Regions from separate parts of the Mus musculus genome. Here region 1 is linked to region 2. The links are chromatin loops, found by intact Hi-C in ENCODE. Cell type or tissue: heart. All regions are shown on one strand. Links, peaks and the distances in the headings refer to the core of each region. The heading gives the core; the rest is flanking DNA.

What was found. A loop is a pair of places that touch in the nucleus more often than their neighbours do. Peaks named below come from ENCODE experiments on the same cell type or tissue, not always from the same donor. Only the 100,000 strongest peaks of a DNase experiment are listed, where the experiment ranks them.
Region 1: it touches region 2 in a loop (2.1-fold over the local background); 2 of 42 quality-filtered maps call a loop at or near these places.

Annotation. Positions count from the first base shown.
Region 1 is chr5:102,466,663-102,482,157 of GRCm38, reverse strand. Arhgap24 (Rho GTPase activating protein 24) reads right to left here and starts at 767. Exons shown (of 10, transcript NM_029270.2): 1 at 296-767. In heart, for the core only: no CTCF peak of the experiment used is centred there; no DNase peak of the experiment used is centred there.
Region 2 is chr5:102,678,870-102,694,364 of GRCm38, reverse strand. All of the region lies in intron 3 of Arhgap24 (Rho GTPase activating protein 24), which reads right to left. Among named protein-coding and RNA genes, the nearest start is that of Gm30396, 55 kb to the right of the region's middle. In heart, for the core only: no CTCF peak of the experiment used is centred there; a DNase peak (open chromatin) is centred at 6,494.

The sequences.
Region 1 (15,495 bases), core at 2,585-10,584, 210 kb after region 2:
AGACGGCGGGAGTAGAGACTGTATCAGTTGCATTTGTTTTGTAAGTCAGAAACACAAGATGCCTGCTTGTTGTGTTTTACACGCAAGCGAGTGCTCTCGCGCGCGCGCGCACGCGCACACACACACACACACACACACACACACACACACACTGAACCAGTATGGTCCCAGCGTTGCTCCTGGCTCACAGCAGTTACCTCCCTATAGCCTGAAGCTGCTATCCACCCACCCTCCGGGTGGTTTCTCCCCCCCTCCCCCCAAGCCCCAGCTCCACAGCAGCAATCAAATCACCTACCCTGCCAGGGATGCCGGACCTACAAGGGATGGCTGGCGGCTGCTCCGATGTCCAGGCTCCTAGGACTGGCCTAAAGATGAGTTCCAGTCGGCAGGGTGCCCTTTACTTCCCAGGGCGAGCGCAGAACCCCATTCGCCAGGCCTGCGTGCTGCTCTCAGAGGAAGCCCGGGCAGCCCCAGAGCCACAGCTGCATGGAAAGTTGGGGGGGACTCCCCCAGCAGTCGCTGTCTCGCTCTAGTTCTGTCCCCTCTGCAGCCTGGGCGGCCCCGCGGCCCCGTGATTCCCTTCCGAGTCCCACCGGCTTTCTCTCACCCGGGCTGAATTGCCACATGCACTTGAGAAATCCTAGCAGTTGCGCAAAGAGTCAAGAAGTTAGAAAGAGTGATTGTGTGTGAATGTGTAAATATACAGTACAAGAGGCTGGAACAACTGAGTGGGGCCAGCCCGCAGACGCAGCCGGGTTTCGGGTTTCAGTTGGCAGCTGGCGGCTTCAGAGGACCCAAGCAGCACTGGTGGGGTGGCGGGAGCCCCGCCCTGCACGCCAGCCTCACCTCCAGAGCAATGCTGGGCGGGCGCCCCATCAGACACCACTGCCTGGGCCCTCTGCAGTTGGCTGCGTTCATTTCAGCCCAAATGCAGCATGAGGGCATGCTGCTCACAGATCTGTGGCTATGGGTGAGAGAATGTAAGGAACCCAAAGCCCCCACTCTTGTGTTCCTTCAGCAAGCCTCACACACTGGTTATGCGCGCCCTGCCACCATCTCTGCCAAATCTTATTTCTCCAGCTTAAGCTTTATTCCTAAAAACGTATTTAGATGAGTGTGCTCTAGTCAGGCATTTCGAGAGATGTTAAGTGTAATAAACCGTCTTGACATGCTTTTAGAGTTCTCAGAGCAAGGTGGCAAATATATTCCTGATATAGACTGCCCCAGCCCCCAGCCCCCAGCCCCCAGCCCTCCCCACTCCCACCCACTGAGCGCTTACTGTTCTAGGTGTTTGGCACTCTTAGGTTTCCTAAAGCCTGGTGTTTTGGATTTTGTCCTTTGGGATGTCCAGGCACATGCTCAGGCTGACGAGCATACAAGCCTGGATGGGCACGAATAGGTATTTTGCTTTTGTTGCCGTCAGGTTTCCGGGGCGGGGGTAGGGATGAGTCTGCTCCATCCCAGGCCGAGGTCCCACTAGAAAATTGATTTTTCTGGCAGGAGACACCTCAGCCCTTTAATGAATGAAATTAAGTTCGGGGGGGGGGGGAATAAGCTCTTTTGCCTGATCCTTTAAAATGTGTGTAGAACCCCTAGCCAGAAGCCATGTGGCCTGTGTTTCTAATTGGTGGGATAGATGACCTTCAGCGGCTCACAAGGCCTTGCATGTTGTAATGGCGGACTGTTAACACTGTCAAGTGACAGCCTGTGGGCAGTTCTAAATGAGAACTGCAAAACAATGAGATTAACCAAAATGAAATCTGCACACATTCCATGCCCTGAGAGCCCCTGGAAGACAAGTGTCAGTAGGTATGATTCAAGACTGTGACATTTCAAAAAGGCAAGACTGCTATTAGGTTGGGAGCCTACTTTCTGGTTATAACAAATGTTACCACAGCAATTCAGACCCAAGGTGACACAAATTAAACTCAGGGAGGCTGCCCGGCAGATCCCAGGCTGAGAGATTAAGATACATCCCATCCTTGTGTCCAAGGCCTTTGGCCTTCACACCTCTGTCTCCATCGTTTCCACTTGACACCATCTCACCAGCCAGTGTGATGTATGGGGTTCTTAGGCTAGAGAGAACACAGAAAGAGAAAGGGGAGGGTTGTCATGGAGACGGCAGATGAGGTAAAGGAAGAGTTCCATCTGCTAAGAAGGACCACAGACCCTTCTACAGCCAAGTACACTAGTGTATAACTAACAACGCTGGTGCTGCACTGAAGCCTGCTGGGATTGACATAAAAATCTGTGACTAGGGAATGTAACACTTGCTGCTTCCTGGATTCTGATTGCACCACTCACCCCCGGAGAGGATTAAGTATGTTTGGGACGCTGCTTTCCTGTGCCCAGTAACAACTTTAAAGAAGAGATAAATCCTGGAACCAGCGGGCAGACATTTGATTCTCACCAGAGGTGGTGGCTTCTGAGAAGTGATGTCTCTCCTTCAGCTCTGGGGAGTCTGCAGAGGGTGTGGCCAAAGGGTCATTTGAAGTAATGGTGTCAAGTTAACTTTAATCCTGAGGGTGAAGCATAACTCTGCAAACCCTAGAACTAATTCAGAGGGACAAACAAACTTTTAGGAATCCAGAGTCCTAGGCACCTACTGGAGCGTCTAGGAAAAGAAAGCCAGCTATGGAAGGCAGGTAGGCCTTGGGGCACACAGTCCATCCGTGGAAGACATGGAACACCTTCAGGACCAGAAGTTCTCCAGAGACTAGAAAACAATTAGGAAGAAGACAAAGGAAAGAAGATAACGGCCTCGCATCTGAACAACTTGTCTGGGTGTCAAGGACAGAAACATCACCCAACCAGAAAGTCCCCCTGGACAGTGCTCCTGTTAGGCCAGGCTGCATTAGGAATTCAGTGAAGGGGGACAGGATAGACATTTGTAAACTCCATGGGTCCAGTGTTTTCACATATGACTAGTTACTATTAAACAAGTATGGAATGAAAATGTAATTTAATGGGATTTCCTCATTTAAAATAAAAATGCCTTCTCATTAGATTCCTTACCAGATTCCTTGAAACCCTTAGCATAGAGTTAGTCATTGTCCTGCCACCCAATTGTTCATTAATATCAGAGACTAGGCTCTTTAATTATGTTTTCATTGGGGAAAACATAAATTCCTAAGAGGGCAAAACACACAGTAACAAAACAGAACAGTCAAGACTTGCCAAACTCCTTGCATTTCCTACTGACTCTTGGCAACAGAGCAGAATTTGTGTGGGTGCTACATGCACAGAGAACCAAGACTGAGGCCCGCCTTTAAAACGGGGCTGTTTTTCAGAGCCTGCTTTTGCTTTTGTTTGTTTGTTTGTTTGTTTTATTTCCCATAGGAAGTTCCATCTAACACAGTCCAGTCTTAGCCAAGTACACTAGTGTATAACTGACAATGTGACTGCCCCATGGGGTGGTGAAGGGGAAGGTTTTTATTGTAGATATGAGGGAGAATAGCCAGAGGCAACTAGAAGAGTCCAGAACAGAGAGAGACAAAAAGTAGACTGAACATGACCAGCAGACGGGACATGGGCAGAGCTACCTGTGAGAGAGGGGAGAACAGCAGGGGAGAGAAAATGTAGGGGAATAGGAGCAGAGCACAGTGAGAGCAAAGGAGGGGAGGGGAGGAGGAGGGGGAGGGGAGGGGAGGAGGAGAGGGAGGGGGAGAGGAGGGAGGGAGGGAGAACGGGGAGAAACAGGAAGAGAGAATAGCAGGGCTATAAGGAGAGTGAGTGGCTTCCAGGGAGGAAGCCTGTGAGCTGGAGTGAGTTTTGGGTTTGTGGCAAGTACTTATGAAGGGCTAGGATGCCAGCATGGACTTTGAAATGTCTAACAGGTCCTTGGTATACCAAGGGATCCTGGCAGCCGGCCTGAGCTTTGATATGCTAATAGTCACTACAGGTAGCCATCTGTTCCTTGTGCTAGTGTGGAGGGAAGTGACTCCTTTTGGTAGAGGGAAACTCAGGCTTCACAAGTTCCTGAGGAAGACTGGCTTTTATCTAAAATCCACCCATAGTCAGCCCAGGTTGCACTCACTTCTGGATGTACAAACTGCCTCTTGGAGTTTGGAAAATTGGAGTTTCCTTTGGACCTAACAGTGGAAAGACACTGAGAGAGGTTGTGCCCACACCCTCTTGTTAGACAACATTGTCACATGAGTCAGGGGTACCATTGGCTCAATGGGCAGAAGCAATCCAACTACATCTCTGGTAGAAATATATTAATGAAGACAAGGAGCAAAAAGAGCACAGGAGGAAGATCTGCAGAATCCTTCCTGCTCAGCTACTCCATCTAAGATCAGCTATCAGTCGGGTCTGCTATCAATTAATCACACTTGACATCAGTCAGATTGGATATTAATCACATTGAATATCAGTTAGATTGGATATCATTCATATTGAACATCAGTCTGATCGGCTATAGCCAATGGCTTAAAGAAAAGAGTTCATTACCATTTGGAACCTGAAAGTGGCCCAGTGTCAGCCACTGGCACACACTTAGGAACTGATATAACTCTGGTGTCAGAACAAGTCATATTCTACCCTCCCATACCACCAGAGTAAGCAGGACAAGAAATCCACAATGAAATGTATATCTACACTTAATCTAATGAAGAGTTAGTTCAATCCTTGGAATTTAGAAGATATGGAGTTTCAGAAAAGAAAGAATAAAAGATGCCCATGACTTCCACATTTACATGTAAATATGGTTGTATTGTCTAATTTTTTAAAAAACTCTGTAGTAAATGCCTAGCTTGTATAGTGGTCTGGGTGATGTTTTAAACGGAGAAGGGTCTTTTCTGCCTCTACTCCAGTGCTATTTCCAATTCCCAATTCCAGTTAAGGGCTGGAGAGATGACTCAGTGGTTAAGAACACCCACTGCTCTTCCAGAGGTCCTAAGTTCAATTCCCAGCAACTACTTGGTGGATCACAACCATCAGTAATGGGGTTTGATGCCCTCTTCTGGTGTGTCTGAGAACAGCTTCGGTGTACGCATATAAATAAATAAATAAATAAATAAATAAATAAATAAATAAATAAAACCGTTGCCTTTGATGCTTCTTAATCCTAGATTCAGAACTGGAAAGATGGCTCAGCAGTTAGGAACCCTTGCCGCTCTTCCAGAGGACGAGAGTCTGCCTTGCAGCAGCCACGCCCAGCAGCTCACTACCACCTGTGATTCCAGCTCTGGGGCATCCAAAGCCTGGGATGTCTCCAAAGCACACACATGTGTCATACATGTACACATGGGTGTAATAATAGCACTCATGTAACAAATAAAGAAACCTAGTTTCAGAGAGTCACCAGATTCTGTTAAAGAAGCCCTCCCTCCCTCCCTCCCTCCCTCCCTCCCTCCCTCCCGGGATCAGCGGGCTCCTTTTAGTTGGTTTCCCTGACAGTTCTGCTTTATACTTGTGGTTTGTTTCTAAATAACTTGTTATTCTAGAGTTTCTCTGTATTGATTCAATCACAAAGTCTCTAAAACAGACTTTATTCCTATCTTAGCTTTACATAGTCTCTATTCTGCACTTACCAATGAACAAAGGAATATGTAAATAAACATGCACACTTGTGCGCGCACGTGCGCACACACACACAGAAAGAAATGCATGCACACACACATACATAATGACCCCCATTCTAGTCTTTAAGCAGCCACCCTTGGATTATCCTTTCTGTGTTTTTCGTTTTAAAACAAGCTTATTAATTTGGTTGAATTTATTTTTTGTTTCCCTGCAAGGTGTTAGTTTTAAGATCTGAAATGCAATACTCAGGTTTTAGGAGCTAATTTTTCAAGTTCCTGGATTACCTAAACACACCCACATACATGTACACACACCATGCACATACATACACACCCATAGAGTCAAACAGATTCCCAGACATGTGTCTTTCCTTTGATGGGCTCAGCAGTGAGTTCAAGACTGAGGATATTCAATGCTGTTTCGCTTGAGCATACTCTAATGCCTGAACGCTGTCCAGGCAACCCTTAGGCTGCCTCTTTTTATCATATTTTAAGCTTCGTAAACAACGAATATGCTTTCGGCTTCCAGTCTTTGTTTCTCGTCCCTTTGTATTGTCTGCTTTATCCATTGGATAATCTGAAAGTAAGTGAGAAGAGATGCTGGCTAGAACGGGTTGAATACTTGACCCAGTGTTGGTTCCTCAGCCTCAGCTATGAATGAGACTTGGGGCCAAAGTCATTGCTTTAAGTCCTATAAACCTAAGAAAACTGTCAAGGGGCAACTTGACTGACTGTTATAAACTACAGACATAACTATCAATTAAACAAAGTGCTTTTTAAGGGGAGCTAAATAAAAATTGTAAATGGACCAGTGTAACTCATTCAAATACGTAAGTAAAGGAAATAATAAAATGATGGAAACAGCTCTTGTAATTGTAAAACTGCCTTCCCATAATGAAGTTTTCTTTTCTTTTTTTTTTTTTTTGTAGCAAACCTGTGGAAAAGACTATGGTTATTATTTACATTTTGCAAAAGAAAGGACAGTGCATTGTTTTGTCCTTTCTCATGTAAGCCGCTAAAGGTCGAGATACCTCTTAGGCTAAGGCTCTCCGAGGCCAGTTCTAGATTGCTTTCACTAATGTGACAGGGGCAATGTCTTCTTATACAAAGGACAGCAGAATATCCCTTTCCTATATCACTAGAGTTACCCAAGTACTTAACAACTATTACTCTCTTATGAAGAGGGACATAGTGTGCACACCCAGACCAAGGTTAAACCTTATTGAAGGTACTATTGTGAATGGCCTACCCTATCCAAACTCCTATTCAAGCTCTGAACAAATAGCAAAGGTGACTGTTTTCCATTTCCTCTGTTAGCGGGGCTAATGAACAATGAATTGGTCAAAGACCAGCCAGAAATATCAGTAAGTGGAACAGTAGTGGTTTGGATAATTCAGGAACTTGAAAAATTAGCCCTTAAAAACTGATTATTACATTTCAAATCTTAAAACTAACTCCTTGCAGTGGAACTAAAATAATGATAATAATAATAAATCAAATTAATAAGCTTGTTTTAAAAAGAAAAACACAGAAAAGATAATCCAAGAGTGGCTGCTTAAAGACTAGAACGGAGGTCATTATTTCCTCAATATTGGAAAAACCACTGTAATAAATATTCTGGAAAGTCAATAAAAAATAATGTAAATGTTAGTATATTTTTTAAATTACCTCCTAGATTTCCCAGGAGTATTTCAACAAGACAATAATCAAAGTAGGAGACTCAAAATATGGGCTACTGAGCCAAGAACGAAGATAGAACCACGGGGCTCTTGCTTTTTTTTTTTCCCAAAGCTTATGTTTAAAAATACTTATTTTGCAGAGTGGAAAGGCTAAGCTGAGGAGTGCATTGATAACTGGGATTCACACTGAGGGGACAGATGGGAGAAGTTCTAAACACTGAGCAGCCTGCCCTACAGATCCTCAAAGACAGGCTGCTGTCTTTGTGTGTTCACTTCAAGGAGATACTGAGAAGAGAGGCACATGGTTGACAGTGATGGAGAATAGTCCACAGGAATGGAAACCCAAGCCTCAGGACTTCGGCTGAGACACTGACGAACAGCCAAGAAGGACACTTTCAATATAACTGAGATGACGTCACCCCAGTGTTCTCTGGCAACAACTTTGTGGGGGAAAAATTTCCAAGTTTATGAAGAAAGCAATGCCAAAACCAGAGAATCCAGCAAAATAATTTAAGCTAGGTCTTTAGCAAACCATTCCTTACCTAGGGTGGGACTTAGGCAGCGTTCACCACTGTAACAACATCAGTAGAAAAGTGGGGTCCAATGGTCTCTTAAAGTTTCATATGGGGTGAAATAAACGCACCAGATTGGAGAATGAACAGCAGAACTAAAATCTGTGTTGGGAAAATATCAACAGCTCCCAAAGCCAGGGGATGATATTCTAAAAGCCTTAGGAAGAATAGAAAAAGAATTGTGATTTCCGTTGATCCTATTGGTTATGCAGAGCCAAGCCTAAAGTCTGTTATTTAAGCCTTCAAACATCGTTAACTAATGTAAACTCTGTCTAGACCCCTGACTAAATTTCTAACTGTCATAAATACTCAATTATCAAGTGTTCCACAGGAATTAATATCAAATATTTTGATATTAATATCAATTAATATCAAAAAATATAAAAAAGGATACTGAAAGAAGAGGAAAATTCAAGAAGTAGCTAGAAGTTATACACATGACTGATTCCCTATATACAGTCAAAAGTCAGGCGTCACCTCTGAACTCCAAGACTGTCTGCAGTGTGAAGTCAGTCCCGGTGCCATCTGTCCCTTGACAAAATTTACATTCAGGCACTAAAATGGACAATGTAAAGGTTTAAAGTAAAGCTTTCCCTGTTCCTCTAAGGTAATGCACAGATGACTGGTAAGGCAAATACTTGTTCTTGGCTACGCTCTGGGCACTGAAGTCCCGGGAATCATCTTTACAGGCTAACAGAAGGCTTACTCTACCCTGCATAAATTTGGGCCTTCCTTTAATATAAGTATAAAGATATTTTGTCATGTTCTACATTTGTTTCATGTGTTCTTTAAACTTCAATGCATAGACCCTGAAGTGGAAACTTCTAGTTCTTTGGAAAATTAGTTATATCAAATAATGCTTTGCTGGGGCACACAGGTGAAAGGCTGCCTTGATAAACAAACAAATGAAAGACTTTTCCTGAAGCAGACACAGGGGAAAGGCTGTTTGGATATAACAGACACGTGAAAGGACCATTGATGAGGGAGTATAAATATGACCCCACAGACAGTAGGAGACGAGCACTGAGCCTTGGTTTGGTTTGTTCTGCCTCACTATTCTCTGCTAGATGCACAGATGGATTGGTTCATCTTATATAGCATGGTTGAGCTCAACTTGTGATAACTTGCCCGTCGAGAGAAATGCGCCCAGGAACTGCTCTTGAAGTGCCCGCAGCAGCTGGCTGCTTCTTTGGCCTTACCTTGGGCTGATTGGCAAGCCTGGCAGCTTCTTCAGGATTGACCTATACAGCTGCCTAGATGTTTGCTTACTGAAAGGACTGGACTGTAGTGGCTGAATTGGTTTTGGGGTTTGCTAGGGGACTGAACTCCTGCCAAAGAAAATCAAGCTCGCCCCCAAAGAACTATTGCTGAACAAGTCCACTTCCCCCACACCCTAGTAACTTTTCTCTTCCACTACCTCTGCTGGGTGGTGGACTAGAGGAGAGGCTGAACCCTTACTAAAAGAAGGATGCAAAAAATGTATGCCTACAGCCACAATGACAATAAATAATTAATTTTAGATGATCCCATTCACATTTTTCTTAATATACATTATAAAGAAATCATATTTCTGAACTTTACACTTCTAGGAAAACACTAAGCGTTTATAAATTATGAGAGAGATATAACGACTATATTAAAATTTTCACAATCAGTTTGTAAACATTAAAATATTTTTTCTGGGTCAACGGGTCCTATTTCTGGGCCCTATTACAATAGGAAACACAACATAGCAACAAACCATCAGTGACCCTCCAGCTATGCTATGAAACTGATTTTGAAATTCTAAAATTACATACATTTAGGTTTTATGTTTTCCATTTTTAAAACAAAACAAAATAACAAAGTCTAGAGAAATGTAAGTAGGCTTTAAGGTTAGCCAGAAGTTTTCTGTGGGGATGGAGACACGGCTGATGATGGAGAGAACTGGCTGCTCTTGCAGAGGACCTGCCTTTGATTCTTGGTATCTGTGTGATGGTTCATAACCCTTTGCAGTTCCAGTTCCAGGGGATCCTGAGTCACCCTCTTCTGGCCTTTAGTACCAGGCATACAAGTGGTGCACATACATGCATGCAAGCAAAACATCCATACACACAAAACAACAATAAATTGAACTTAGAAATTGCAGGAATTCCTGCCTCCTTTTTCGCTTAGGATGAAAACTCCAAAAAAAAAAAAAAAAAAAAAAAAAAGTCAGTTATATTCGGTTTTATAAATAAATCTCATAAGACAGAATTTTAATATTAAGTTCCCTACCATGCACAAAATAACTTATTACTCTTAATATGAATTTGTAAAAGTAAAGCAAAACAACAAATGCTTACTTAAATGATAAATTTTGCATGAATGAATCATATTGGTTTGGAATTTTTTTTTTAGTTTTTTTTGGGGGGGGGCTTTCAAGACAGGGTTTCTCTGTGTAGCTCTGGCTGTCCTTGAACTCACTTTGTAGACCAGGCTGGCCTCAAACTCAGAAATCTGCCTGCCTCTGTCTCCCAAGTGCTGGGATTAAAGGCGTGTACCACCACTGCCCGGCTGGTTTGGAAATTTTGGAACCACAATTTTGTACAAGTATTTAAATGTAAGGAAAGAAGATTATAGTAAATTTGATTTTTAATTCTATCAACAAATAGTTGATGTCAAAATTAACATGCCTGTCTATGTCCAATGTCTTTCCTCCTTCTCCCTCCCCTTACCCCAAGGTACTGTGAATAAACCCTGAGGCCCTGGATATACTAGGCAACTTCTTGTTCTAGCTACACAAGTCCCTCTGTAAAATACCGAATTTAGATGGTTTTGCTTAATAAACTCAATAGGCTGAAAATCCAAAGCTAGTCATATAAGTATAATTGATTGAACTATTGTGTCCATGTTGACTTTGTAATTACTGGTTACAGTTCTAAAATACACAGTTGTAAATAATATGTATAGATAAACTCATTACCAGTAAAAATCTTTTTTGCCTGTGTATTTTACTGGGGCAATATTACTGCCTTTGCTCAATCATGTTTTTATTTGCTATCTAATGGATCCTCCACTGACAACAGGTTCTTAAATGTAAACTCAGTCTGCGAACACCAGCTTTGTAATGACTGCAGACATCAGGACCAACTTAAATAATAACTCATTACATAAGAATAGTTCTCTTTCCAGTACTTTGGAGGCTATGACAAGGTGGATCTGGGGGCCAATCTATATTACACAGGGATAGGCTATTTCCAAAAATTGAGGAAGGACTTTGGGGCTTCTGTCTTATAAGCCACCTTTTCTTTGAGCTGGCATTATGTTTGAAGGGAGAGGAATGCCAGTGGGGGTGGGACACAGGATCTGTGATCATAACTGCTCTCCTCCAATAAACATGATCAGCATATTCATTACAGAATTCACTGTGGAGCTGTCAGGGTCACAGCAATTTCTACAGTTAAAATATCATCTTACTAGGAATTCTCCAACAGGGGCACGAAAGAAATGTGCATAAGGGAGTTCTTATAAAGAAGAAAACTCTTGAGCCTGTTTCAAAATAGCTTAATCATTATTGCTACCATTAATGGAACTCATTAAAATGGCTGCCATTAGTCTGTCTAGATGGTTCCACCATAATTCAATTTTAATTAACTCGATCATTATTTTTAACAATGCTAATAAACAAGCTATGCTACACCCTTATTCTAACCTTGACTCTTGCAGTACAGAAAGGAAGGGTTTGGACCTTTCGCTGCCTCTCTTTTTAAAATTGCTATAGTGACACTGAACAAATTATGTCATTAAACTCCAGTAATTACTGTTTTTTACCAACCAGTCTTTTGTTAGAAACCTTCAATATTTTTATGTTCCAAGTGGGTTTTAACTACACTCCTGCTGCTGCCAACTCCATGTCACAGCAGCCAAGAGCTGTGGTATGAATAATGCATACACTGTTTACATATTACAAATATGTAGGGTCAAGAGTTTTGTAATATATTCATGAGTGGCAAGCATTTGCAACCCTTTGGAACAAGGAGATAATTTCAAATAGAAGTGTTCACATATCGCTTCTGTGTACAATAGAATCTGTATGTTTCTATGAATGTTATGAAACCTTGAAACTGCAAATATCAGTCTTTGAAAGTGCTTCACAAAAAGGTAAAGGGTGATACCAAGAAGGAACGAACATGAGCCCTTCAAAAATGTCATCAGTGCAGAGTTACATCCTAGAAATGGCTCCCAGCAAGCAAAACCTCTTTCTTTGAAATACTAGGTATCAACTGTAGGCATTTGTCCTTCATTTTTGGCAAAAGTTTCTTGAATAGTCTTTTTTTTTTTTACTTTATTGTTGTCCCACATAACAATGTTTTGATCAAAGGCAGACCATAGATACACCCATATATGTAGTTGACATACGCCACATACCCTGGTTATATAATGTGCTAAACTATGTAGTTTATTGTAAACCCATCTAAGATGCTCTACAGGAAATGACATAATGACATATTTCTCAGAACATACCTCTACTGTTGAGGAATGTAGGGCTAAACATGTATGCACATATATATATTCCACTTAAGTCGTCCATGCATATTGTATTCTTTCTTGGTTTTTATTACTTGGTATTCTCCCTGCCAAAGACTTTCTCCCCAAGTGCTCAGGCCCATGTTCCGCTAACAGCATAGGTGTCTTTTCAGCTGCTCAGAATTACTAGAGTCATAATGTTACCAGGTAAGATTGCTTTCAACTTGAAGCTTACAACTGCTCATGAATTGACATATGGAACATATTTTAACAGAGACTTCCTATCATCCTTATAATAACCCACAGGACATTTCCCATAGTGCCTCCCATGTTGACTCATAGAAAGTGTTCATTTTGCTCATCTGAAGATGTGAGTTCCCATTGTATGGTGTTACAAAAGCAGATTTTCATTGATTATGGAAAGACCAAAGTGATCAACACAGTCAATATAAACATTTGTTGCAAGTGCTAAAAGGTAAATTTCAAACATAAAGAACAGAGTCAGAATGAAGTTTCTTAGGAAACTTATAACTTCAGTCAGGGATCACTTCTATCTAATTGAAGAAATCAAAATTCACCTTCTCATCTTAGTTGTGCTTCATGATGCTATGACAATATCCCCTGACAAGATCAATTTAGGGGAGAAAAGGATTTAGCTCATGTTCTAGGTTCCAGTCTGTTATAGCAGAGAAGTCACAGTGGCTGGAGTTGGAGGAAACTGACCATATTCACCCATATTCAGAAACAAAGAGCAGTACCTGCCTGTGTTGACTTCATTTTGTCCCCTCTTCTGCAGTTCAGAATCCCTGCATAGGGAATGGTGCTACCAATAGTGGGCAATTCTTCCCACCTCAATTACCAACTAAAATAATCTCCCACAGACATGCCCATGGAACAATCTGACCTATGCAATTTCCCTCATTGAAACTTTCTCCATGGGTGATTCTAGATTATTTCAACTTGACAATTAAAACTAGCCATCACAAGCCCTAGTTTTCAAGGAAGTTCCTAATTTACACACATTAGTAACTTATATGCAACGTTTTGTTTAAGTGGCTTTCTAAACAAATCACTAACTGAATTTCCTATCCTATCCTTGGAGTTCATCTAGTTTCATTTTATCTTTTCTCATTGCTCAGCCCTGTTTTGTTCATTACTCCAACAATAACCTCCATTTAACACAGAGAAGGGAGGGTTTCTAGAGATGGCAGTTGCCTCTCACACAAACTGCTTTCGTGTTGAAATACTGCCGACTCCAGGATAAAATGCCCAGGATGGCTCTCCCTATAAAACCTGGCTCTAATTCTTTCCTAAATGGTGATGAAGCTCATTATAGTCTTTTATGTTCCCAGCAGGATGTGGGAACATAACTTCCAACTTAAGACCCAGGAGTATAATTCCAGGGGTGAGTCATTTATTAGAACCACAGCACATGTGATTCGCTGAGGCCAAACAGCTGAGAATGGGGCCTGAAAAATAGGCTTCCCTTACCTATTTCTCATGTTTTCTTTAAAAATGAAAAGAAAGGAAGGAGGAAAGGATGAAAGAAAGAAAGAGAGCAAGAAAGAGAAAAAGAGAAAGTAGAAGCTATCTACTAATTTCAGTGACAGAGGATGGAGGCCAAAACCACAGAAGTGGCATATTGTCATGGTCATTCAAGAGCCAACAGGAAACAAAGTCTACAGTGGGCCTGGAAGAGAACAGTATTCCTTCAGTCTACAGTGCCCTGAAGATAAACACAATCACCCCGGGAGACACATTTAACAGCAGCAACACATTCTTGATTACTTTCATTGAAAGAGTAAATGTATTTCTACAGCTATGGAGTGATGAGGCCCCAAATACTAATGAGGGAGAAAGTTAAACTTATACAGGATACCACCCTTAAAATGTTTTTCCTCTCCTTTGTGTCTCTAATGGAAGATGTTCAATTGCCTTAGGATAAGACTGGTATAAGAAAAACAATAAATAAAGCACCAGAAACTGGGTTCCAGAGGCTGTGCCTCGGGGTAGCAGAAATATTAGGATAAATAAGCTCAAGACTCGGGGATAATCGAGGGTAATTGAAATCCAGAGAAAGATCCTGGCTCAGTTCTTGAAAGAATTGCCTAATGTGGAGAAACAGAGCCGATGAAGGAGAGGTTCTAAAGAGAAGAAGGATGACAGTACAACACATATTGTCACACTCAGAGTCTCTCTCAATGATGGCTGGTCCCCAGGTAAATGCACACCTGTCTGGCCAGCCCAGGACCTGCATGGGAACCAGGGCACAGATAGTCTAACCTAAGTCTGTCAGGCACACATCTTGTGTGGTGGAACCTACTATCTCGTACCTGTGAGACCTTGTGATCTTTCCATTGTCCCATAGACTCTACTGGCCCAGCATGAAAAATGGCCAACTGTTCATGACTTAGTTCTCACATGACTTTACTCAGCCTTTGACATGGCAAATCTTTCAGTGCACACTTAACAAATAGACCCATGGTTTAGCTACCCTACTGAATAAAATCAGACATCATGTCCATGGCACAGACTTTGATCTTCATTTGTAAGGGGTTTCCTTTTCCTTCCTTTTTAACATACTCAAGTGTTGCAAAGACAGATGCTGTGCCGTTGGTATTCAGAACAATGAGATCCACAGGAGGCAGAAAACGTGGTCTGATTCCAGAGGTGATGGATGGGTGAACTGTATGTATTTGTTGTATAAATGCTCTCTTGGACATGATTATTCAAGGCCTTCATATGTATGAAGCTAGCAGAAACAATTTTCAAAGACATGGAATGTCACATCCAAAGTTTCCTAGGGAGAGAGCAATGACTCGGGAGGAGAATCTAAGTCTAATTCTCCAGTGTGTTGGTCCATGCTTCCTTCCTACCTTTATAAGTCTTTTCACCAAAGAGCATTAGAGCACAGCCTATTTTCACAAATTGTGGCAGCTGTGGGCATCAACCACACGGTGCTTTGCTTTTACTGTCTTAAAGAGTTACTTTGACATTTTTTTTCATCAACACTACGTCCTCTGTTTCTTTTCTAATCAAAATAAAGACCATCTCATTTCAAGTTCTTTTAAAAATAATCTGAGATTTTGCTTTGGCAATGGACACAGCACCATAAAAAATGTATATTGAGATAGCTATAAATATACAAGGATGCCCGAAATACCTCTCCTGGGCATATATCCAGAAGATGTCCCAACCGGTAAGAAGGACACATGCTCCACTATGTTCATA
Region 2 (15,495 bases), core at 2,939-10,938:
GAAGTTGTCCACAGAACAAGAATTAAAGAAACCTCCTCAAAATCCACATTTAGAACATAATCTGAAGCCGCACATTAAATCTTTTTTTCTTACTATTTGATTCTTAACTGATGCTACATCTGTTTGGCTATAGGAATGGCATTTCATTTATGTGTCATTCCTCATTCAAGAAGCGTTGGCTACTACTAAGAGATCTTCAGTATCTGTCTGTGGTCAGAGGGCTATGATGTCTGCAGTGCTGTCGGTTACCATACCACACCCTGTTGACTAAGACAGTCAGGTGACTACATAGAGGAAAGAAACCAAGACATCTCCTACCACCAGGGAGCTGTTGGCGAGTGGCTGTCTTCTCCTGAGACTTGGTGGTAACTTCACTGAGCACTTCAGAAGGACTTCCTCCTTCTGTAACTGCCTCTCTAATACAGTCTACTACTCTGTGTGCATTGTGTGTGGTGAATGTAAGTGTATATAAGTGTCCTTGATGGTGGACACACATAGAGGTACATAGAGGGAGGTCAGAGATCAACAGTATGTCTTCCTCAGCTTAACTTTTGAGACAGAGTGTATCACTGAACCTGGAGATCACTGATTGCCTAGACTGGGTAGGCAATGAGCTCCTGAGTCCCATAACCCTCTTACCTCTACCTACCCCCATCTACCCACACAGCCCTCCTTCCACACTGGAGTTCATGTCCTGTGCCTCCACACCTGGCTTTTTAAGCATAGGTAGTGGGATCCAAACTCAGGTCCACACGGTTGTGTGACAATCACATTAGGGACTGAGCCATCTCCCCCTACTCTCCTCAGTACCACTTATATCCAGTATCCTAATGTAGGTAGGAGTTGACATCTCTGTTTCTCCATAGCCCACGTGTTCACACAAACAACATACATCTGAGGCCTTGCTCCTCAGATTACGGCCAAATACCAGCAAACACTAACACAGTGTTTACACAGCTGCTCTTTCCTCTTCATGATTAAGCAAGTTTGAGTACCAACAAGTTCCACACCATTGTGCAGTTCTGACCTTGACCCCATTTAGGTTTTGCTGTGTGCACTGGGAGGCTTTGGCCTTTTTCTCTCACACTTGTGAGGTCAAACAAGTTTCTTTCTCCAGAAACTTTTCTTTTCAAGCCAGTCATTTTTGAAGTTTTCCTACCTTAAATTATATGATCCTTCATTTCTTATTGCTTGTCACAGACACCCACAATTTATAAAAACACCCATCTTCCATCTAAGAAGCCCTAATATTTGGCTACTCTTCTAGGCTGGATGGCATATCCTTCTACTCTCTAGATTTTATTATGGGGCCAGCAATCTTACTATATTTTCTCTATAACAGGAAAACATCAGAGCCACACTGCTGCTATCTATGTTAGAGCATCCAGGCAGACCTCACATATCCCATAGCTTCTCTGTCACTGTCACTCCAGCAAAGCATGTCTTCATTCCTAGTGGACCACAAGATAAAATTCTTTTAAGAACTCTCAACATCATATGTTCCTAGAAGCATCGAGGATTTGTGTAACTGCTGTCTTAGTGCAGAGATATAGAGATGGCCCGGGGTACCTAACAGCTAAAACACTCATCAGTTTGAGTCTTTTCATGCAAGCATGCCTTTAAATCCAGCCATTTAGAGGCTAAGGCAAGTAACTGCTTCTGAGACCTGTAGAGGGCAGTGTTGACGTGCATTCTGTACTGTGTTCCACATTCTCACAACCCAGGCATCCAAAGAAATGGAGCATCTCGGTGAGTCCAGTTATCTTAGTAAGGATACCTAGTTTATTGTTCCTACCTTTGAGTACCTCACAACATATTACAACACCATTCCTTTAACAAACATCCTCTCTACTCCTTCAAGCACTGTTTCTATAGACTGTTGTATTCTGATGATTTTTTAAAAACCACTAAAAATGATTCTGTTTTAAACTAAACTCCAGCTTTGAGTATGGCTCAATCCTGGGCTACTGTAAGGTCATGACATAGCGGGTTCTGTTTTTCTTTTTTGTTTGATGTGTCCTCAATGCTTTGCTTTTCTCAGTCCCGGTACAAAAAGTAGTTGCTGAGACTGCCTCTCAGACATTTTATTTTTCTCTTAGGAGATGTGCATTAGATCCATTGTCCTTGGAAAAAATTTAATAGTGTCATGATTTGAGATCAAAGTGAAACTCAAACTCGTGGTGAGACCTAGCAAAGTTAAAATGCTTACATCAGAGGTGGATTTGCTTGTTGCTTCAGGCATGTCATTGAAAGCAGAAGGACAGTTTCTAATGCTGAGCAGGGTGGATTTAAGTGAGGGGAAGCCGCAGCTGTGACATGGCCATTTGTACCCACTGGCAAAGATGCGCAACCTTGATCTGATCAGATGGAAACAAGGTTTGTGAAGACTATCATTTCTGTATTTTCAAAGAAACAGACCAACAACCTGAGTGCTGTCCCAAACCAGGTCACTTCCTAACAGAGAATAGCTTACCTACTCTACAGTTCAGATAGAAGTTAGGGCACAAGATGGATAGTTTTTAAAAATAAAGTTTTATAAGGGATGAAGAAAAACAGTCAAAACAAATATCACAAGAAAAAATGCAGCTCTTGAAATTGAATGGTTCAGGAATTGATTAATGGATCTACAGGATGGTTTGAGAACTGATTAGTGGGTCTACAGGATGGCTGGATGTCTCAGGAATTTATTAGTAGATCTACAGGATGGCTGGATGGCTCAGAACTGATCAGTAGGTCTATAGGATGGATGACACATGAACTGATTAGTGAGTCTATAGGATGTGTGGATGGCTTGGGAACTGATTCGTGGGTCTAGAGGATGGATGGCTCAGGAACTGATTAGTGGGTCTACAGGATGGATGGCTCAGGAACTGATTAGTGGGCCTAGAGGATGGCTGGATGGCTCAGGAACTGATTAGTGGGTCTAGAGGATGGATGGCTCAGGAACTGATTAGTGGGTCTAGAGGATGGATGGCTCAGGAACTGATTAGTGGGCCTAAAGGATGGCTGGATGGCTCAGGAACTGATTAGTGGGTCTACAGGATGTCTGGATGGCTCAGGAACTGATTAGTGGGTCTACAGGATGGATGGCTGAATCTGAAGCATAGAAGATAGGGAGTGTGGGGCTGCATTACACAGATTAGGATCTGAATCACGAAGGGAAAATTCTTTGACAAAGTGGGTGTTCTAGGTGAGCCTGTCTATTCCTGCAAACTGGGCACCTGGTTGCTAATCCCCTCATTTGACCACTTGAGCAATATACACAGTGCAAACCCAACAGCACTTATATCACTGCTCCAGCTGCACCCTTTCAACCACCCTGGAAAATCTCCAAGACAATAGGAAGACAAAACAAGCCCACAAAACTGCCCTAGGTTTTGCTTGCAAGCCAATGTGTCCTTTGCATGTAATTGTGTCCATTTGTTGGTTTGTTGATTTTCTAAGATTCTCAGTCTCCAAGGGAAGGATCTGCATTTGGGAAAGTCAGTATCAGAGCATCAAGCCTTGAAGCTGGCTGGGCATTGGGATAAGCTGTGGAATTGATGGGAAATATCCTTCTAAACTACTCCTTCAGGATGCTGCTTCAGAGAACAGCCCAGCATGTTTTATACTTACACTGGTGTTCTGTGGCCAGCTAGATCGTTATTCAGATATTCATGGCAACAGCGGCTATGTTTTATTCACTTCTCATGGTTTCCATATCAGGTAGCATGCTAACAGGTACCAAATAAACACTTACATTTTTAAGCCTCTCTCCTTTTTCTCCCTTTACTGGACACTGAGATACTTTAGTTGATCGTGACAGCTATTTTAACCAAAATGGTACCTTATTTTAAACTCACACCCACATTTAAGTATGGTGTGGAATTAACGGTGGAAAATACTCCCTGTCTGCTGCTTTATGGTTACCTTTAAATATGATATTCTGTATCAGGTGGCAAATTCTTCTGGTGGTTATTATACTTATTAAGAAAAATATCTTCCTGAGTGAGGTAGCCCAGACACAAAAGAACACACATGATATGTACTCACTGATAAGTGGATATTAGCCCCACAGCTCAGAATACCCATGATACAATTCACAGACCATATGAAGCTTAAGAAGAAGGAAGACCACAGTGTGGATGCTTCAGTCCTACTTAGAAAGGGTAGCAAAATAATCATGGGACATAGAGGGAGGGAGGGACCTAGGAGGGAAAGAGAAGGAAGGGGGGGGGAAGGAACAAGATGAGGTATGGGAAGAGATGAAAGAGAAGTACAGAGGGTCAGGAAATTGAACAAAAATATGTAGCAGTGGGGCATGAGGAACTGGGGTAGCCACTAGAAAGTCCCAGATACCAGGAAAGCAAGAGGTTCTCAGGACCCAACAGGGGTGACATAAGCCAAAGTACCCAACAAAGGGAAGAAAGAACCTGTAGAAACCATGTCCAGTAAATAGGTAAATCCCAGTTGAGGGATGGGACTACTCAAAAATATCAACCCAGAAATTTTCCTGTCTAAAGGAGAAGCAGGGACAAAAAATGGATCAGAGACTGAAGGAAAGGCCATCCAGAGACTGCCCCACCTGGGGATTCATCCCATCTGCAGACACCAAACCCAGATACTATTAATGATGGCAAGAAGCACTTGCTGACAGGAGCCAGCATAAGGAGGTGCTAGAGCAGTGAGGCAGGAGTGGGTGAGTGGGTGGAGCACCCTCATAGAAGTAAAGGGGAGGGGGATGGGAGAAGGGGGTTGTGGCAGGGAAAGTGGGAAGGTGGACAACATTTGAAATGTAAATAAACAAAATAATGAATAAAAAGAAACATCTAAATTAAAGCTTATAGAGGTGTGCATCCACAAAGGTACTCTGAAAGGTGAGGTCATCATTAAATGGGAGAAGAGTTTTAAGTGATAGTGGGAACCCTGGAACCGCTGTAACTAGGATTCATCACGTGCAGACCTCTTGTCTTACACGTTGTTCTGATGTTCCATTCGTCAAGTATGTCAATGACACAAACAATCATGGGGTTTGCTCCTAACAACCGGGGCAAAGAGTTGTGAAAACAGCCACTCAATTAGCTATTCAGCTTCAAATAACTCATTCTTTCACAATATTAGAGTGTCACTCAACAACTAATAAGCTAACTATGTATTCTTATTGTATTTGGGTTCTAGGAGTATTATTTTTATTATTTATGTGACTTATCTTTTGTCAATTCCATTCACAGACAAGGTAAAGATATGACTGAGATTAAAATTGGAATTCTAAAAATTTCATATAGTCAGCGGGCATGAGAGTTGAAGCCAAACAAATAGCTTTTCTAAGTCACATAAGCTAGTGACTTGGCTCTCTGGGATTGAAGTATAATGCCAAATATGATTAGATTTCTTACTAGCAGAGATGTGTTCTGGTACGATGTAGTATTTTCAGCCTGGGTGGCTTTATATTGCAATTTACATTGTTGTCTGCCCTTTGTTTCAAATTGTTCCTTGATTAACCTAGATTTTAAAACCATTTATGATTGCTCAGGGACCTCTCATTTTAATTGATGTGCAGAATTCCCCAACATGCACTGGATCTCTACATAAGCAGCAGTTACTCATGACTATGGTCTCAGGCAATATCTAAATCATGGGGTTTACAACATTTTATTAATTTAGGTGTCCCATGAAGAATTTCAGAGATTTTTTTTTGCCATAACTATCTATATTTTAACAAGCTTAAGAAACGTGCTTAAAAGCCACAAAGGTGGCTATTTGTTCATAAGTGATGAAGACACAACAAAATTAAAACACTATTTCTGCCCTCCAAGCACTGTATGAGATGGTTTACAGTATACCACCCTAGAGGCACTGATCTCTTCTGAGTTCAGAGCAAAGCAGGCTTGTACCTGGTTAGTACCAGGATCAAGAAATAGATATCCAGCAAGCGGCATGGAAAGGGCTTGAAAGAACTCATTATAATGATGACATGACCAGACAACATTGCACACTCTAGGATCACACAGAGCAGGGCTAAGCCTGGTCCCAGAAATGCAGCTCGCTCATTCTTATTCCACCTCAGTGTCCACTGCTACAAGCTGAAATTAATTAAAGAATCTACCCAAATGTCATTATGAAAACTTACCTAATGCCTTGTTGCCTCTTGCAGAATTTAAGAAATTAATTCAGTTTGCATGTGTATCCATTCTTAGGTCACTATGTACCCAAGTGCCCACCAAATCCATAGATGTATATGTTTTAGTCTCTTTGCTTACATGTACAGCAATTAATCAGTTATTTGGCTAATTCGGGTTCCCTGCTCCACTCTGCCACTGAGCTGAATCAATTGTGTGCCAAACGAGTCAGTATTTCTTGTCCTTATTCCCACACTTCCCGTTCTCTTTCTCTCCTAGTTTCCAGGGTGTGTGATAAAGCAGAGACATCAACAATGCCTCAGATCAAGACACATTTATCTCCTCCAGTAGAAAGCATGTGCTTGGGCAGCTCCCAATATCTGAGAGTTGAGGACAGTGACTCGTTCTCCACCCTGATGACCAAGTCCTGCCAAAGAGCAGCAGATGGTGTCTCCCTCCCAGATGCCTCAGGTCGTATGGTAATCAGGCGAATGTTCTGGATCTTTTAGGGCAGATGGATGTATTCCAGCCATTGACTTCTCCACTTCCTCCTCAACCTTGGTAGACAAAACCACAGGCTCTTGGTCATTGTCACGTTTTCCCATAACCCTTCTCTGGTTATTGGTTATACAGAGCAGAAGATTTTTTTCATTTGGTTTTGGTCTTTGCCTTCATCATTAGATGATAGAAGGGAACTATAGTTTTATAAAACCATGTACCAAAATATCATTAGACAGAGAAGCAAAATTCTGTTACTCTCTCAACTGCTGGCCAGATTTCCACAATTCCTCTCTAAAGAAAAAAAAAATGGCCACATCCAAGTGGGAAGCACTCCTCTCTTCCCTCCACCAGGCACACAGCAGTTGATTTACTATCTACTGTTCTTGCTCATTTCCAGACCACACACATCCATGTGAATAGATCTAGCCTGGACCCATAACATCCAAAGGGCATTGTCCTAAGACAGCATATGCAATCTTACTGATAATGACCCTAACCATGCACTTTCAGGGGCCTTTTCACATGAAATGAAGGCCTGGCTTTGGGGGTGGGTCAATAGGGAGCATTTAGAACATGGAAGGCCCACAGTTTGATATCCCCACATGAACTACACAGTCAGGCTGACAGACAGATAGACAGACACACAGACATTGTGAGAGTGATGGCTAATTTTTGTTTTATTTTCTTGAGACAGGGGCCTATGTATTCTGAGCTGGCTTTAAACACACTACATGGAATAGACTGGCCTTGAGCTCCTTGTTCTCTTATTTCCTGCTAAGTGTTGGGGTTCTAAGTGTGTACCTTCACACTTAGTGGCTGGATGAAAGGTGATGCCTGGCTTTTATCCTCTATCTTTACTTACAAGTCAGTAAGACTCAGATTTTTCTCTAAGCCCCATCCCCTGCTTTCCCTAACAAAAACAATAGAAATAGTGACTATAATTGCCTCACTGTCATGGGTGGGTGTGAGCCCAATAGTTTTCCTGTTTTCCTTTTTTTAATCTTTTCTTTTCTTATGTTATCTTTTTTTTCCCCCTTGTATAAGGGAGACATGCATCTCTCTAGTGCTGAAGGGAGAAAAGCCTTCTTGTGCTTCTCTGGTTTGTGGAGTGGTTCCTGACTCTGCAACCCAACTCTGCCACCCTGCCTTTGCAACTTTATGTCTGGCAACCTAGAACAAGCTTATGTATCCTAAATATTTGTTTTTAAAATAAAGACAATACAACAGCTCTTCTAGCATCATAAAGTTAAAAGAATTTGAATATAGTAAGCAAAGAAAAGTGTCATAAAGGAGGCTATGACTATTTCTGTCTTACTCTCATAGCATCTGTACTCCTGGGATAGTGTAGAGTATTGATAAGTATCCATAAAGTACAGTTGTGCATTACGATAGTCTCTGAACAGAGAATGAAGGCATGTGCTCATGTTAGAAAGCAATGTCTTTACAAAGATGAATCTAGTACATGCCCTTCACCTGCATGATGGGAAGAGGGAAGAGAGCAATGAACATTGGTCTCCTTCCCTTGTGAGAGAGGGTATATAGATATAGATATAGATATAGATATAGATATAGATATAGATATAGATATAGTATAGAGATAGAGAGATAGAGAGATAGAGAGATAGAGAGATAGAGAGATAGATATAGAGATAGATAGATAGATAGATAGATAGATAGATAGATAGATAGATAGATGTGTGTGTACATGTGTTTATGTCCCTGGATGGATAGCCTGGAACTTGCTGTATAGACCAGGCTGGTCTTGAACACATATAGATCTGCTATAGATAGGTCTGTCTGTCTCTACATGTGCTACTGTGTCCAACAATATCTGGCTTTTTATATAGTATCAGATATAAGCCACCACACGGAACATGCTTGAACAAATTGAGTAAAAGCAATTAAACAAGTTATTAGCTTTAATATTCAAACTTCTGTACTAGAATTTTGACAAACTGCCTAATGATGATTGGAGATTGTTACTGTCCAGAGGAAGCTTTCTTAAAATGCAAGTATTTAAGTTGAGGCTCAGGTAGTGTGGTGGTTTGAATATGCTTGGCCCAGGGAGTGGCCCTATTAGTAGGTATGGAAGAAATGTGTCACTCTCAGAATGGACAATGAGACCCTCCTCCTAACCACGTGAGAGACAGTCTTCTCTTGTTTGCCTTCAGAACAAGATCTAGAACATTCAGTTCTGCCTACACCATGCCTGCCTGGATGCTGCCTTGCTTCCCCCATGATAATAATGGACTGAACCTGTAAGCCAGCCCCAATTAAATGCTGTCCTTATAAAACTTGCCTCGGTCATGGTGTCTGTTTACAGCAGTGAAATCCTGACTAAGACAGGTAATAAGGAAAATGCAGGAAACAAATCAAAATACAAAACAAACAACAATAAACACATGTCAGCGCATTATAATTATTGACATGTCATGAAATTCTTCTCTCTGAAAAATCTTGGAGCATTTGGAGTCAAAACAAGCCAGTATGGCTGGGAGACACCAATGAGGACAACAAGAGGAGGAGGGGTGGGCTCTGTGGGATGCTGGAGTTTAACATGGAGGTAGGTGTGCATGCTAAGTGTGAAGGGACAGCATTGAAGGTTATATGCAGCTAGAGACTTAGTTCAGATTCATTCAAGGTGGCCTTCCTGGAATGTTGGTAGAAAGTGCATTCCAAGAGAGTAAGTGGAAAAGTTCAGGAGAGATAGGCCACGGCTTCTGTAAGAATGAGGAGACAGGAATAGACAGAGGGCAGAGTGAAGCACTGGACAGGGGTGGGCAGTAACAGAAGCAGCACCTACTGACAGGCTGTGCTCTGAATTTTGATGTCCTTCGTTCATTATTTAATTAAAAGCACACTGATCTCTCAGCAAAGAAACTTCAGAGGAAAAAAAAATATATAAGAAGAGTGAAACTATTCAAGGCCACAGATGCTAGCAAGGTAGGAGGAGGGGAAGACAGGCTAGAGCAGAGCCAGGGAAGAAGCCCAACCGTCCTCCCAGATCCAAGCTGGACACAGGAGAGGACACGTTAAGAAAATCAGTCAACAGAAATCCAGGTGTGTCGTGGTCTCCAAACTTACTTTTCATCTTGGAGAACTTAATAGCATAGAGACTGGGCATCCATTCACCCTGGGACTAAAGTAGATGGTGGGCATTGAAAACGAAAGAATTGGGCTCTTTAAAGAGACATGCCTGGTCTTGTGCTGCCCTCAGGTGACTCTGTCAGGGGAGGAAACCTCCCAGAAGACATCTTCCCCATCTGGGGTTCATGGGTAGCGATGAATAAATAAACAAAGCATTTGTCAGTACATCTCCTATTATACATCCAAAATGAAGACATTTGATACTGTAGCATGATTGATTCTTAAAGCATTATGTTACATAAACAAAGATAATCACCAGTACCCCCTATAGCATTATGACTCCTATACAGAATCTTTAGAATGAGAAAAATTATTCAGAGAAGGGTAGATGCTTGGGGCTTGGGCAAAGTGGATAGTGGCAGCTAGTTGGTAACAATGTTTGCTTTTGGGGATGGAGGGGGTATCCTAAACTTGGTGTTGGTTATGTCTGTACTTGTCTGAAAGTACTAAAAGTCTTTTAGTTTCATTCCTTAAGTGGGCAAGTTATACTCACAGCACACATCTCAATAATGTTGATAAAACACAAAACCCAAACCTTTTCTGACATGAGTAGGAAAGTTAATTCACAATTAGTTTTAACCTTTCTGAGATTTCTATAAGACAATATACGGCTTTGTAAACAAACTATACTTTTTCAAAAATACACTAATTTTAGCAGATTTGAGTGGATATTGAGAAACCTGAGCCACCACCGCGACACTTCAACCACAGAGGTGGCGTGTGAAGTTGGTTCAGTATCTTGTTCGAGGATAACGGGTCTCCTTTCTCTTGTGTTCTGTGTGATGTAGCTTCCTTTGGTTAGGCTCTCAAAGTGATTTTTCCCTTAAATGTTTCCATCATTTTTTGTGCATTTATTTGTGGAACATTAAAAAACTCCTGAGCTTACTGCACCTGTGTACCTGTGAGTGTAGTCTGCCTCAGTCTGAACATCAGGACAGCCTCCTTCGGGAGTCAAGGGAGACCAGGCTCACACAGTTTTTTTCCTCACAGTTTCTTTTCAAGCACATGGCCCCTGCATCCCAGTGAAACTGAGAATTGCTCAAGCCAACCATTTCCAGTTGGGGAACATTCTATGAAGTTGTCAGATGATACCAGCAATTCTTTCATAAGAGGAGATTTTATTTTAATTTTCCTTTCATTTAATTTCTTTACAACTTAAACAAGCCAACTTAAATAATAATAGTTTGGATTCAAGCCTCAAGTTGCTTGCTTACTGGTGTCGTGATCTTTGGGAAGTCCTTACAGCAGCTTGCACAGGGGTCACCTAAGACCATTGGAAAACACAGATATTTATCATTCGTAACAGTAGCTAAATTATAGTTGTGGAGTAGCACAAAGGTAGCTTTATAGTTGAGGGGGGTCACTGCAACATGAGAAACTGTAGTAGAGGGTCGCAGCAATAGGAAGGTTGAGAATGACTGCTAACTTCATCATGTGTTAAAAAAACTACCTGCTGGGGGTGTTGGGAATTAAGTGATAGAAATAAACAGCGTGATGCTGTGTCTTTCACAGGGCACACAGGAGAGAAGAGCAAGCACCAGGAGTCTCAGCGTGTCAGCAGTCTACTCCTAACACGGTGGGCTGCACGGCTGTAGCCTGCCTTCTACCACAACCAGCAAAATGAAAAGAAAGTAGAAACTGTGGAAGAGTGCTCAACTATGAATTTGGGAATGTGTATTCTGTCCACAAAATCTTCCTACCTAACACAGCTCTTCCTCTTTTAGGCAATATTGAACAAAACTAACTATTACACAAATGAGGAGCATATTGTACTGATTCCAGTCTCACAGATTTAGAATTTTTGGTTGCCTTTGTCAAATGCCATCCATGTCTAGAAGATAGAAATGAAAACAATAATAAGTTGTTCAAACACTCACGAACATAATCTCTTATGGGGCCTCCATTCTCCTGAGGGTTAGGTACATAATCTCTGAATGAACACAAACCCGGAAGTCCTTTACTGTATGCTTGTTGGGGGCCTCATATCGGCTGTTGTGTGCTGTCTGTTTGGTGGTCCAGAGTTTGAGAGATCTCGTGGGTCCAGATTAATTGAAACCACTGGTCCTCCTACAGGATCGCCCTTCTCCTCAGCTTCTTTCTGCTTTTCCTAATTCAACAACAGGGGTCAGCTGCTTCTGTCCAAATATCTGCATCTGACTCTTTCAGCTGCTTGTTGGGTCTTTCGGGGGGGGGGCATCAATAACCAAGGAAGATGACCAACAATCATAGTTACTGATTCTTTTGTGTTTCCCAGATCTTAGCTGTTCCAGGTTGCAGAGGTAACACATTCATCCTTCAAAACATTTTAGCCACACGTAAAACTACAGACACTTATCCACTCTGAGGTGTTTGACCTCTACCGTCTGTGCTGTGTATTTGGGTTCTGGATTCACGTATGTGACGGTTGTCAAAGATGCCAAGCAGTTATTTCACTGTTTTTCTTTTTTATTAAAAATTAAACAGTGAGCATTACCTTTGGAATCTGTTTCACGCAAGTTGCCCTTCCAAAAGTAGACCATCCGACTCTTCTCATGGGAGACGTGTTTAAATCCTGATGAGACGTGCAGACAAAGATTCTATACTCCGTCTCGATTTGTACTATTTGCAGCCAAAGATAAAACTTGATTCTATCAGGTAACTCTTAGAAACTACTCTTCAATAAATAGTTGGTGAAGGACTCCTTGAGATCCGTTTTGCTCAAAGGGTAGCTCTGCCTCTTGCTTCAGCAATATATCGTGTTTCTGAAGCCTCGGCCCAGCTTGACACACAGGTTATCCACACTGCCATCAGTCTCTTATGAATCAGAAGCCAAGCAGTGTGTTAGAGTCATTCTTCTTTCTTTCATCATGAGCCCTTTCCAGTGACCTTCCCCGCATAATTTCTTTACACTGTTCTCAGATACCAAGAGTCTGACCTCTTCCATGTTCTCAAATAAAGGAACTTGTAGACGAGGAAGAATTTGTAAATGCTATGGCAGTCAGAATACATAAAGGGTGTAGGATTCACACAGTTGCTATATTAACATCTCCTTGCATCTCCGATTAATTTCCAGTGATGGACATTCGTTTTTTTGTTTTTTGTTTTTTTAACCTATGATTAATATCCTGAGCAACACTGCATCTAGCTCCTATCTTATGACTGAGTCACAGGTCACTGGACAGAGCACAGAGTCAGGTTGCTGCCTGCAGCTCCTATGTGTTGGTGGCTCACCAGCAGTAGTTTCAGCAGCAGCATCCATGGTGCCCTTGAGGCTTTGTGACCTGAACAAGGAAAGCAATGTCACTGCCAACAGACATGCAGTGAAGAAGGAGCCATTCATGTTATAGGAGGCACCAAGTCAATGTGCTAGGAGCCAACAGGTAAACAACAGACCAAGCAGGGCAGATGGACTTAACACTGGATTCTAGATTTTCCTGAGACTCATATGTGGCTTAGGGATAGACTTCCATCACACAAGAGAGGAAGTAAACGGAGCCTGGCAAAAGAAATTCACATTTTAACACTGGAATATAAACCATCTCATTTCTTTTCATTAAGTGGTTTCACAACAATTGATTCTTCACACATCTACAGAGGGAAAACGATAGGAGAGATGTTAGTAACAGTTGTGGGGGCTCAGGGCACTAGAAATAACAAGGACTGCTTTCTGGGAGGTCAGTTGAGAAGCTAGACGCAGAGGTGGAGGGAGGCTCTGGGACACATTGGTAGAGATCACTTTCCTCATTTGGGTGACACTGAATGCCAGCAGTCACACACACACACACCCCCCCCCCCCGACCTAGCAATGGTGCCTTGCCTAGAAGAGCCGCATCTTTCCTAACTGTTCATCCTAATGGTGCCAGACACCCCTAAAATGAGAGTTTATCAAAATGTTTTCGGGGAGACTGCTTCTACCAGATGTTCATTCAGATAGTAAATACTACTTTTGTAAGGACAGGAACTTGGCGTGTAAGGTCTGCTTTACAGACCTTTATTTGTGAGACAAGTCCTTACCCTGGTCCCCAGTCTCTTGTCATCGTCTTGCCTGGGCTTCCTAATCACAGCCTGCAGCTCTGTATCTGGCTCTGTGTATCCCTGATCCTAACTATGCGTGAAGCGAATCAGCTCAAATGTAGGGTTGAAATGAATTATCAGGTTACTATAGCACTCAGGGCTTCTGGTTATCTACCATTCCCTATTTTATTGGGTGTTTACCATTCCCACATGTTATTCTGTGTCTCCCTCTTTCCCCTCTGTCTTTCTTCCTTCCTTTGTATACTAGGTACTTATTAAACAGCGTGTTGTTAGGTAGTTTGCTGGGCTAGGAACACAATGGTGAATAAATCTTCTTCCCAGTTCTTTTGGATCTTAGCATTCTTGTTGAGAGAGACAAACAACAAAAGCTATAGGCCTTCAAAGTAGATGGAGACATGCTGGGAGCCTTGGTTAGGAATGCATGTCCCTAAAGGAGCACAGACAAGGCCTGGAGAGATGGCTCAGTGACTAAGAGCACTTGCTCTCGCAGAGGACTGGAGTTTGGTTTCTAGGGCCCACATTGACTAGCTTACAACCATCTGTAGTTTCAGTTCCAGGGGATCCAATGACATTTTTTTTTTTTTGGCCTCTACAGGAACCCTCCTGTCCAAGCACAAACACAGACATGGGCATACACAGAGACACACAGACACACAGACTGACACACACAGAGTCACATAGACACACGGACCAACATACACAGAGACGCAGAGACATAGATACACACACACACACACACACACACAAACACACTGAGATAGAGGCACAGACACTCAAACAGAAAGATACAGACATACAAACACACATGCACAGGTATGAACACACATACAGAATAAGACACATACTCACAGAAATGCACACAAACACAGACAGACACACAGACACAAGAGACATAAATATAGTCACAGGCACAGACACACACACACACATGCACAGGCATAGACATGCACATACATACAGATACATACATGCACACAGACACAGATACACATAGAGAGAGACAGATATGCACACAGACACAGACAGACAAACTTACATAACATAGATAATAAAACAAATAAGAGGCACAGTTACAGTTACGGTCCATCAGAAAGATGAGCTCAAGCCCACCTTCCCCTCCTAGACTGGGAAGAAGCCAGTCTAAAGTGAGCAGAGGGATACACAAGGAGTACACAAAGGCTCCAGACATGAGGAGAGCATGGCTGGCTGAGAAACAGAGAGCTGTGGCCAAAGATGTGAGGGACAGGAAGAAGGGTGAACCATACCAGAGAAATCTTATATAGGGGCTTTCTAATCTGACTTCAAAAAGGTTAGATTTATTTATATATGTGCTCTGCCTACATGTATGTCTGTGAAACACATGTGTGCTGTGCTCATAGAGACCAGAGAGAGCATCAGATCCTCTGAAACTGGAGTTACAGATGGTTGGGAGTCACAATATGGGTGTTGGTAATCTAATCTGGATGCTCTTCAAGAGCAGTAAATGTTCTTAATTGCAAAGACATCCCCCCTGCCTCTGTTTGGCTGTCTGTTTGTCTGAAGATGAGGATCATATCTGAATATAAAATATTACTTTGCATATGAGCACTCTCTGCTTTTCATAGAAACCTACGGAATTATAAAAACAACACCCTGCTAAGAGTGTACATACATCTGTGCTTCCAGCTTCAGAGAGGCTGAGACAGGGGCATCTTGAACTCAAGGTCAGACTTCCTAGTGAGGCCACATCTAAAAA